Regions from separate parts of the Homo sapiens genome. Here region 2 is linked to region 1. Evidence: chromatin loops called from intact Hi-C (ENCODE). Cell type or tissue: PC-3. All regions are shown on one strand. Region 1 has its middle 45 kb from the start of PCCA-DT. Region 2 overlaps PCCA (propionyl-CoA carboxylase subunit alpha).

Region 1 (5,000 bases):
TAAGAATGATAAATACATCATTACCAAATTGGACTCAACCCACGAATGTAAGGTAAAGTGTAATGTTCAAAAATCAATTCTATTGTCATTATTAATAATATATGCCATTTACTAGATTAAGAGGATAAAGTATTGAAAACCATATGATCATCTTAATAAGTAAAAAAAAAAAAAGCCCAATCTAAATAAGCTAGGAATATGAAGAAACTTCCATAACCTAGAGAAGGCTCATTCTCCTCAAGAGACAAGTGCAAGAATGTTAATACTATCATTGTTTAATAAGGACAGAAACACAGAAGCAACACAAATGTTCATCAATAGTAAGCTAGATAAATAAATTACAGTATAATCAGACCGGGCGTGGTGGCTCATGCCTGTAATCCCAGCACTTTGGGAGGCCGAGGCAGGCGGATCACCTGAGGTTGGGAATTCGAGACCAGCCTCACCAACATGGAGAAACCCCGTCTCTACTAAAAATATAAAACTAGCTGGGTGTGGTGGCACATGACTGTAATCCCAGCTACTTGGGAGACTGAGGCAGAAGAATCGCTTGAACCCAGGAGGCGGAGGTTGCCATGAGCTGAGATCATGCCATCGCACTCCAGCCTGGCCACAAGAGTGAAACTCCGTCTCAAAAAAATAAATAATATAAATAAATAAATAAATAACAGTATAGTCATACATTGATCTGTTTTTTAGCAATGAAAATAAATGTGCCTTAGCTGTTCTCATTAGTAAGAATGATCTAAAAAATGTAATATTGAATGGAAAAAGTAAGTCACAGAAGAGTAAACAATATTCTGTTTGTATCAAATGTAAAACAGGCACATTTAAATTATACATTGTTAAGCTCAACATATATATGTCATAAATCCCTGAAGAAAATGATTGAACAATTATTATAAAATTCAGGATCGTAATTACCTCGGGTGGAATGATGACTGGGAAAAAGCATGATGTGGGGGAAGGGTGTCAAAGTATTGATAATGTTCTCTCTCTAAGCTACATCCTCGGTACACAGGTGTTTGTTATTTTCTAAGCTGTGTGTTCATAATATACACTTTTTTATTTGTGTATAATTTTTTTCATATTGAAATGGTTAAATAGAAGACATTATTATTGTATGACTCTTGGTCCCTTTACCTTTATCAGGGATACATATGAATCATATTCTTGAATAAGAGAGAGAGAGCAGACTTTTTTTTAAATAAAAACATTTTTATTTGGAAATGATTTCAAACTTACAGAAAAGTTGTAAGAATGATATCAGAAATACCTATTTACCTTTTTTTGTTTTTTGTTTTTTGAGATGGAGTCTCGCTCTGTGGCCCAGGCTGGAGTACAGTGGCATGATCTTGGCTCACTGCAAGCTCCACCTCCTGGGTTCACACCATTCTCCTGCCTCAGCCTCCCGAGTAGCTGGGACTACAGGCACTGGCCACCACACCCTGCTAATTTTTTGTATTTTTAGTAGAGGTGGGGTTTCACCGTGTTAGCCAGGATGGTCTCAATTTCCTGACCTCGTGATCCGCTCGCCTTGGCCTCCCAAAGTGCTGGGATTACAGGCGTGAGCCACCACACCCAGCCTTACCTATTTACCTTTTATCCAGATTTACTTACTGTTAACATTTTATTTCATTTGCTTATTGTTAGGGATTTATTCTTTCTCTGTCAACATATATATATTTTTTTCTAAACTATTGAAGAATAAACTACATACATCACGCCCCTTTGCCTCCAGATACTTCCTTGTATATTTCCTAAGAAAAAGGACATTCTGTTAGAAAGTCACAGTACAGTTATCAATGTCAGGAAATTTCCCATTGAAACGATACTTTTAAAAATAATCTACCATCCACATTCCAATTTGTCAACTGCCTAAATAATGTTCTTTATAGCATTTGTTTTGTCCTCCACTAGAGGTTGCAGTATCCATATCACATTTAGTTGTTATGTTTCTTTTTTCTTTTCTTTTTTTTTTTTTTTTTGAGACAGAGTTTCGCTCTTGTTGCTCAGGCTGGAGTGCAATGGCGCGATCTCAGCTCATGGCAACCTCCGCCTCCTGGGTTCAAGCTATTCTCCTGCCTCAGCCTCCCAAGTAGCTGGGATTACAGGCATGTGCCACCATGCCCGGCTAATTTTGTATTTTTAGTAGAGGTGGGGTTTCTCCATGTTGGTCAGGCTGGTCTCCAACTCCTGACCTCAGGTGATCCGCCCACCTCGGCCTCCCAAATTGGTGGGATTATAGGCCTGAGCCACTGTGCCTGGCCTAGTTGTTGTTTCTTTAGTCTCTTGTCTGGAACAGTTCCTGAGCTTTTCTTTGTCCTTTATGACAATGATATCTGATTCTTTTTTAACAAGAATGATTCTCATTTTTAGTTTTCTCATGATAATATTCAGGTTATGTGTTCTTAATTAAAATGCTACATAAATGATATATTCTCAGAGTATCACATTTTTAGGTGCACCAATATGTCTGTTTCTCATCATTGATATTCATTTTGATAATCTGACTAAGGTGTTGTGCAGTGTCTTCACTCTTAAGAGAGAGGAATTTTTTACAAGGCTTTCTTTGGCAAGAGCTGCTGATGGGCTTTGAAGCCTACTCTCCTCTAATGTAGAGAAGTAGACACTTTATTTCCCACTCATCTGAAGTTAAAAGAGAAAGGCTTCAATAAGACCAACTGGAAAGCTTAATATGTGTTCTCTTAATTTATTTATCAGGTCACAGTTCACTAATGTCTGATTCCTCCTGGGGACATTTTTTTTTTTTTTTTTTTTTTTTTTTTTGAGGCAGAGTCTCGCTCTGTCGCCTAGGCTGGAGTGCAGTGGCGCGATCTCGGCTCACTGCAACCTCCGCCTCCCGGGTTTATGCCATTCTCCTGCCTCAGCCTCTCCGAGTAGCTGGGACTACAGGCGCCCGCCACCACGCCCGGCTAATTTTTTTTTGTATTTTTAGTAGAGACAGGGTTTCACCGTGTTAGCCAGGATGGTCTCGATCTCCTGACCTCGTGATCCGCCCACCTCAGCCTCCCAAAGTGCTGGGATTACAAGCGTGAGCCACCGCGCCCGGCCAGGAAATCTTTTTTTTTTTTTTTTTTTTTTTTAGACGGAGTCTCACTCTGTTGCCCAGGCTGGAGTGCAGTGTTGTGATCTCGGCTCACTGCAAGCTCCGCCTCCCGGGTTCATGCCGTTCTCCTGCCTCAGCCTCCGAGTAGCTGGGACTACAGGTGCCCGCCACCATGCCTGGCTAATTTTTTGTATTTTTTTAGTAGAGGCGGGGTTTCACCATGTTAGCCAGGATGGAGGAAATCTTGACATTAAGAGAAAGGCTGTAATCCCAGCACTTTGGGAGGCCAAGGTGGGTGGATCATGAGGTCAGGAGTTCGAGACCAGCCTGGCCAACATGGTGAAACCTCGTCTCTACTAAAAATACAAAAGTTAGCCAGGTGTGGTAGCGGCTGCTTGTAATCCCAGCTACTCGGGAGGCTGAGGCAGGATAATGACTTGAACCCAGGAGGCAGAGGTTGCAGTGAGCTAAGGTCACTCCAGCCTGGGCGACAGGGCAAAACTCTGCCTTAAAAAAAAGAGAGAGAAGGGCTGCCTTGCAGCTTGGAGGTGGAACAGAGGAGAGTTACTAGTAGATTGGAATTAGCCTGTTATTCCAGAGTTTGTTAGGCAACGAGTGCTTAAGTGTTTCCCATGAACCAGATGTCATGGGAATTCTTACTTAATTAAAAGTCCCATAGTTGGTTTGAATCACAAACATAGTCTCAATTTCATTTTAAATAAAAATGTCACCTAGGCTGGAGTGCAACATCTGTCCCATGAAAAGACAGCCTGTTTCGGGCCATTTCATAATCTGACTCAAAGGCCACTGAAAGGGTGAACAGGCCTAGCAGGGGAGAAGCTGGCAGAAACTCACTGAATTCCTAGTGGTTAGGAATGAATAAGGTCCTTGAAATAGAGTGCATTTTTTTCTGTTCAAGGGAACTGCAGGTGAGAGTCTGACGATGATTTGTGGGAGACATCTCCTAAGAACCTATAAAGCAGTGGTCTCCAACCTTTTTGGAGACGATTTTTCCATGGATGGGGTGGGTGAGGGGTGGGGGGATGATTTCAGGATGAAACTGTTCCACCGCAGATCGTCAGGCATTAGATTCTCATAGGTAGCACACAACCTAGATCACTCACATGTGTAGGTCACAATAGTGTTTGCACTCCTATGAGAATCTAATGCTGCTGCTGATCTGACAGAAGGTGAAGCTCAGGAGGTAATGCTCTCCTGCCTTCTGCTCACCTCCTGCTGTGTGGCCTGGTTCCTAACGGGCCACTGACAGAGAGCAGTCTGCCACCCAGGGGTTGGGGACCTCTGCTATAAAGGACTCCAAAAGAGAAAGAGTCAGCTTTCAATTTCTGCAAGCCCAGAAAGCATGAAACCATCTCATGACCTTATGGGTAGAATAAGAACATTGCTGTCCTCCTCTGTGTGGAGAAGGCCAGGTCAGAAAGAGAGGTTAGTAAAATCACAGTAGGCAGGGTAGCAGCTTGAGGGGAGAAAGGACCGTGTTCCCTTCTGGCACTAACGGGCTTACCCCACTGCAGACCCCATCCGTGGGAGAGGACAAGATCTACCTTCAATTAACTTTGCAGCGCATTATTTTATGGGATCAAACATTTTTATTTAAAATGAAATTGAGACTACGTTTGTGAATCAAACTAACTACGAGACTTTTAATCACGTAAGAATGATCTGAAAAGTCATGCCACTCCTTGAGTATTCATTGAGGGGCAGAGTAAAAACATATCTGGATAAATTGTATTTATTTACTTGTTTGAAGAATTTATTCATAGTGCATTACATGACCCAAAATAAAAATGATATGAAAAGTATGCATTATGAGAAATCTCCTCACATCTGTATCCATCCACCCAATTGTACTTCTCCTCTTACAGGTAAACCTTACATGTTTAATGTTTGTTGTTCTAATATTTCTTTA
Region 2 (5,000 bases), 110 kb after region 1:
AGTTAAAAAGAATAGACTCCTTTTAGAACTAAGCAGTTTACTCTTTTTCATATTGAATGCTTAGCTTCTATTATGCAAAATAAATAGATTTAAACATTATAGAGTGAGTAGTCTTAAAAATGGAGCATACATTCCTGAATTTTGAGTAGCTTTAGAACTTAATACACATATCATTTCTTTTAGGAATAAATGTAAAATGGATGAAGATTGAATGTGAGAGTATTTAAATGATTCTCAAGATTTTCTGGTTCATGTGTTGTGATATTGAACTCTTTCTTTCGTCTTAGGCTTTAATTTGTGCCTGGTGCTGACCTGATGCTGTGCAGGGACACTCACTGCATCCCTCCATTCAGTCCCTCTAATTATCCCAACTTCCTGGGGAGCTTGCTTAGAACTGGGCATGAGTGCTCTTTATTAAAATATTGGGCTACCCTGGCTACATGTAACAAGGTAGTTTTTGATATCAAATTTATGTATTGATGAACGGAATAGGAAGCTAAAATTGTTTGCTGTGATTTTACATAAAGAGATAGGGGATATTATGGAAATTATTTGGTTAGACAATGAATTAGGCTGTAATAAATGAAATCATGGTTAATAGAGTTCCTGAGTTTATTTGTTGCATTGTTGCTTTTTAGTGCATACTCAAAAAGAAATACGACTCTATAAATGATAGGCAGAACAATCAGATTTGCAATTTTGTGTGTATTTGCAGATGATGGTAATTCTTTTTGCTGGGCGCATCTGTTAATGCAGAAATTTGTCTCCTCAGGTTCATGTGAAAATGGCGGATGAGGCTGTCTGTGTTGGCCCAGCTCCCACCAGTAAAAGCTACCTCAACATGGATGCCATCATGGAAGCCATTAAGAAAACCAGGGCCCAAGCTGTGAGTCTGAATGAATCTATCTACTGCAGCTGTTTCATATGTAGTGAGCAGAAAGCTAGAGTTTGTATTTAAAAAAAAAAATAGGAAAGAATGATTGAAAATGCTGTTGCAGTTAGTTCATGTCACATGAGTTAAATGTGGTCGAATTCGCTACTGGAAATCAAAGGCTTTGTAGCATCTGGCAGTGTTGGTTGCTGATCCTGCAGGTGGCTGCTGGATTCAGCTTTCACACCAGGGAGCAGTTTCAGTTCATTTCCAAATTTGCTAGGAAAAAAGAAATCCCAATTAGTTTTGAGTATTAACCCTTTCCGTGTAATAAGAGCATTTTAAAAAATTCTGTGTTATAAACAGGATCCAAAGACTGTGTTCAAATTCCATTTTAATAATTTAAAAATTACTTATACCTAGTACACTTCCAGAAATAAAAACAGCACATTTGGTAATTATTTTAGTTTGTTAATGTCAGTAGAATGCTCATAATTTACAAGGATAAATCATTCTCTCCACCCCCAGTTCTGTTTGAATAGAGTGGAATCCAAGGAAAAAAATGATTTCTGATATCAGAAACAGTGTTTTTTCTTCTATTTTCTTTTTTCTTTTTTTAATTATCAGAACTAATTATATATAGTGTTAAAAACTATGCAAAGTTATCTCTAAAACTGGATGGAAACATCCAACACCAGCAATTAAGCCTGGAGCGCTTCAATTAGCGCTCACATTTCTTTTGAAAGAAATGTTTTAGTAAGATGAATGTTTAAATAAAAAGCCTAATTCGTGAACCCATATTATAGATGTTTACAGTTTATTAGCACAGTTAGTGAAGGTAAAACACTTTAACCTTTTAACTATAGCTTGCCAAAATAAATATGTAGTTGAGTGTTGATAAAATGAAGTTGGTGGAATGAAAACTCTTCTTCTCTGATACAGTAGTTTAAATTCTTCTGTACCATGCTCATAAAGCTTAGTTCAGCTTTTTTTTTGTTTTGTTTTTTGAGATGGAGTTTCGCTCTTGTTGCCCAGGCCAGAGTGCGATGGCGTGATCTTGGCTCACTGCAACCTCTGTCCCGCCAGGTTCAAGCGATTCTCTTGCCTCAGCCTCCCAAGTAGCTGGGATTACAGGTGCCTGCCACCATGCCCAGCTAATTTTGTATTTTTAGTAGAGAAGGGGTTTCACCATGTTGGTCAGGCTGGTCTTGAACTCCTGACCTCAGGTGATCTGCCTGCCTCAGCCTTCTAAACTGCTGGGATTACAGGCAGGAGCCACTGTGCCCAGCCCGAGTTCAGCATTTAAAAGTCGCTGATACGTAGCTATTTCTGGATTATGATACTGGTTCCTTTAGAAATTTGACTCTCTTTTTAGCAGAATTATTTTACTAGAAGTATGTTCAACACTGGCTGATACTGAAGTGGCGAAATTTATGTTTGGCCAGTCTGGGAGAGCCAAAAATTACTTGATTGGATCAGGCTGGTAGATTGTAGCAATGTGGCTTGTGGGTGAGGATAGTATAAAGTAGTTGTGGATGGCAAAGTTTGGGGTGAGGAAGGAAAGAAGAGTAGACATTAGAAGAAAAAAAATTCAGAGCACAAAATAAAAGTAAAACCACACCTCCATTTTAGTTCAGTTTGATAGAAACGGCTTGTTGGTAGTTGCCGAGTATTATTAATGCCATCAGGAATAAAATGTGTTAGCTGTCCTAGTAGTCTGGGTTTTGGAAATTACCAGTTCGTGAGTACTGTAAAGAAAGGAGAATTTAGAGTTTTTCATCCATCTTTGCCAAGGTTCCTTTTACATAATTCTTTGATGCACCAGCCATTGTGAAATTCTCCAGAATTGTGGGCAAAGTTAGCCTCAGGAAAAGGAGAGAGAGTTTTGTTGAATAGTGTAGACAAATGCCAGTGGGCAGGAAGCTATGTGGGCATATACTCCCCATTGTGGTTAGGACAAAGGTAGTGTGTGGAAAATGAATCAGTTAGGACAAAGGGAGTGTGGAGAAAGTAAATATAAGAGGCAGTTTCTTGGAATTTGATTCTGATCCTAGAAATGTGAGTTAGAACTGATCAGTGTATAAGAGAAGTGTACTTATTCAAGGGCTCTTGAACAGTAAATATTAATACATAAATGCACTGTACATTTTGCTTATAAAGCTTTTGCAATATGATAAAATTGAAAGTGCTTTTTGCTTTCATTTCTAAGGTACATCCAGGTTATGGATTCCTTTCAGAAAACAAAGAATTTGCCAGATGTTTGGTAAGTTGGTAATGAACCAGAAACTGTTCATTTCTTTTTCAGAAAGCAGTGTGGTAGCATGGCTTTGTAAATGTGGGTAGTGATGGATTATAGAATTTTAATTAACCCAGCAGTTCTTTGAAAATTGTGACAAGTGAAGTGGTTTTAGTCTGAAACTCAACTGTTTATTTGAAGAGTAATTATAAAAACAGAAAAGTTTACAAAATCACCATTACACTGAATGAATGATACCTGGTTTATTATATACTGCATGATATTTGAATTAAAGTTAAAAACTTCAGATTTTTAACTGTAAATATGTTAGGGAGTTTAGTGAGTTATTGTAGTGATTTAATTATTTTGTGGCATTTAATATCAAATCTTACCAATGCCTCTATTTTGGGTGAAGTTGTTTTTAATGATCTAAATGTCCCCTTCCAGCTAGGTGAATTAACGTATGTTTGTTATTAAATTGATTTTTCCAGGTATATTTATAACTTCATTCAAGATGGTACTGAAACCTTATTTTTTAGGTACTAGAATATGATTTTGATTAATGTTTGTACATATGTTTGTTATTAGATCAATTATGCCAGGTACTATCTTAATTTATTCTAATATGTTATACTTGTTTCTGTGGCATACAGTCATGTGTTGCTTAACAGCGTGAATACATTCTGAGAAATGCATCATTAGGCGAGTTCATCCTTGTGTGAACATCACAGAGTCTACTTACAGAAATCTACATGGTAGAGTCTCCCACACACTTAGGCTAAGTGTGTTATAGCCTATTGCTCCTAGGCTACAAACCTATACGTGTTGCTGTACTGGATCCTGTAGGCTGTTGTAATACAGTGGTAGATATTTGTGTATCTAAACATGTAAACAGGGAAGATACAGTTAAAAATACAGTATTAGAATCTATGGAACCACTGTCATACGTGTGGTGCCTCATTGAAATATTCTGTGGAGCATAACTGTACTCGTATTCTGTTCTTCCACGGATTGGAAATTATTTGTGAATGTTGTTATTTTCTAGATGGAATTTCCACTTAAAATCTATAACTTTAACTTGAAACAATTATTAAGATCACAGAATTGTCTATTTGAACCACCTTGCTTTGTGGGTCCAAAACTAAGGCCTAAAGAGATATCCTGAGGGGGCAAATTACATGGACACATCCAGAGGTTCCAGTTTCCCAGGTTTTATGCAGCATATCTACATTTTTTTGTTTATATCCCTTTTTATTTTTTATCTTCCTTGGAATTTTGACCAAGATTCTGTTATTATAAAAACTATTTGAATATAATACTTAAATTTAGATGTGTATGTGTGTATATATATAATGTAATGTATTACATTTAAGTCCGTATAGATGAGAGGTCGGCACACTACAGTCCACAGGACAAATGCAGCCTGCTGCCTGTTTTTGTCAATAAAATTTTATTGAAACACAGCCATGCTCTTTCATTTATGCATTGTCTATGCTGCTTTTGTCCTGTGACAGCAGAGTTGAGTAGTTGTGACAGAGACCATTTGGCCTATCAAGCCTAAAATACTTTTTCTATGGTCCTTTATACAAAAAGTTTGGGAACTCCTGCTATAAATGAATATCCAAATCCAAATTATATGAGTAGGATAAGTGATGTGGTGCCAGTATTATACATTTATTCCTATACAGTTAATACATTTATTTATTTTATATATTATATATAATATTATATACAGTTTATGCATTTTTTCAGTTATTAAAAAAATGCTGCCTTTTTTTTTTTTTTTTTTTTTTTTTTTGAGACATAGCCTTGCTCTGTCACCCAGGCTGGAATGTAGTGGCATGATCTCGGCTCACTGCAACCTCTGTCTCCTGGGTTCAAGCTATTCTGCCT

What was found. Peaks named below come from ENCODE experiments on the same cell type or tissue, not always from the same donor. Only the 100,000 strongest peaks of a DNase experiment are listed, where the experiment ranks them.
Region 2: a loop joins it to region 1, with 4 times the contacts of the local background. A loop is called at or near these places in 1 of 110 quality-filtered maps.

What each region holds. Positions count from the first base shown.
Region 1 is chr13:100,041,236-100,046,235 of GRCh38, forward strand. No RefSeq gene overlaps it. Among named protein-coding and RNA genes, the nearest start is that of PCCA-DT, 45 kb to the right of the region's middle. In PC-3, a CTCF peak has its summit at 1,917 (motif pointing right); no DNase peak of the experiment used is centred here.
Region 2 is chr13:100,154,207-100,159,206 of GRCh38, forward strand. It overlaps PCCA (propionyl-CoA carboxylase subunit alpha), which reads left to right. Exons shown (of 24, transcript NM_000282.4): 5 at 773-886; 6 at 3,081-3,134. Among named protein-coding and RNA genes, the nearest start is that of PCCA, 68 kb to the left of the region's middle. In PC-3, no CTCF peak of the experiment used is centred here; a DNase peak (open chromatin) is centred at 2,815; H3K4me3 peaks cover 275 bases; H3K27ac peaks cover 1,117 bases.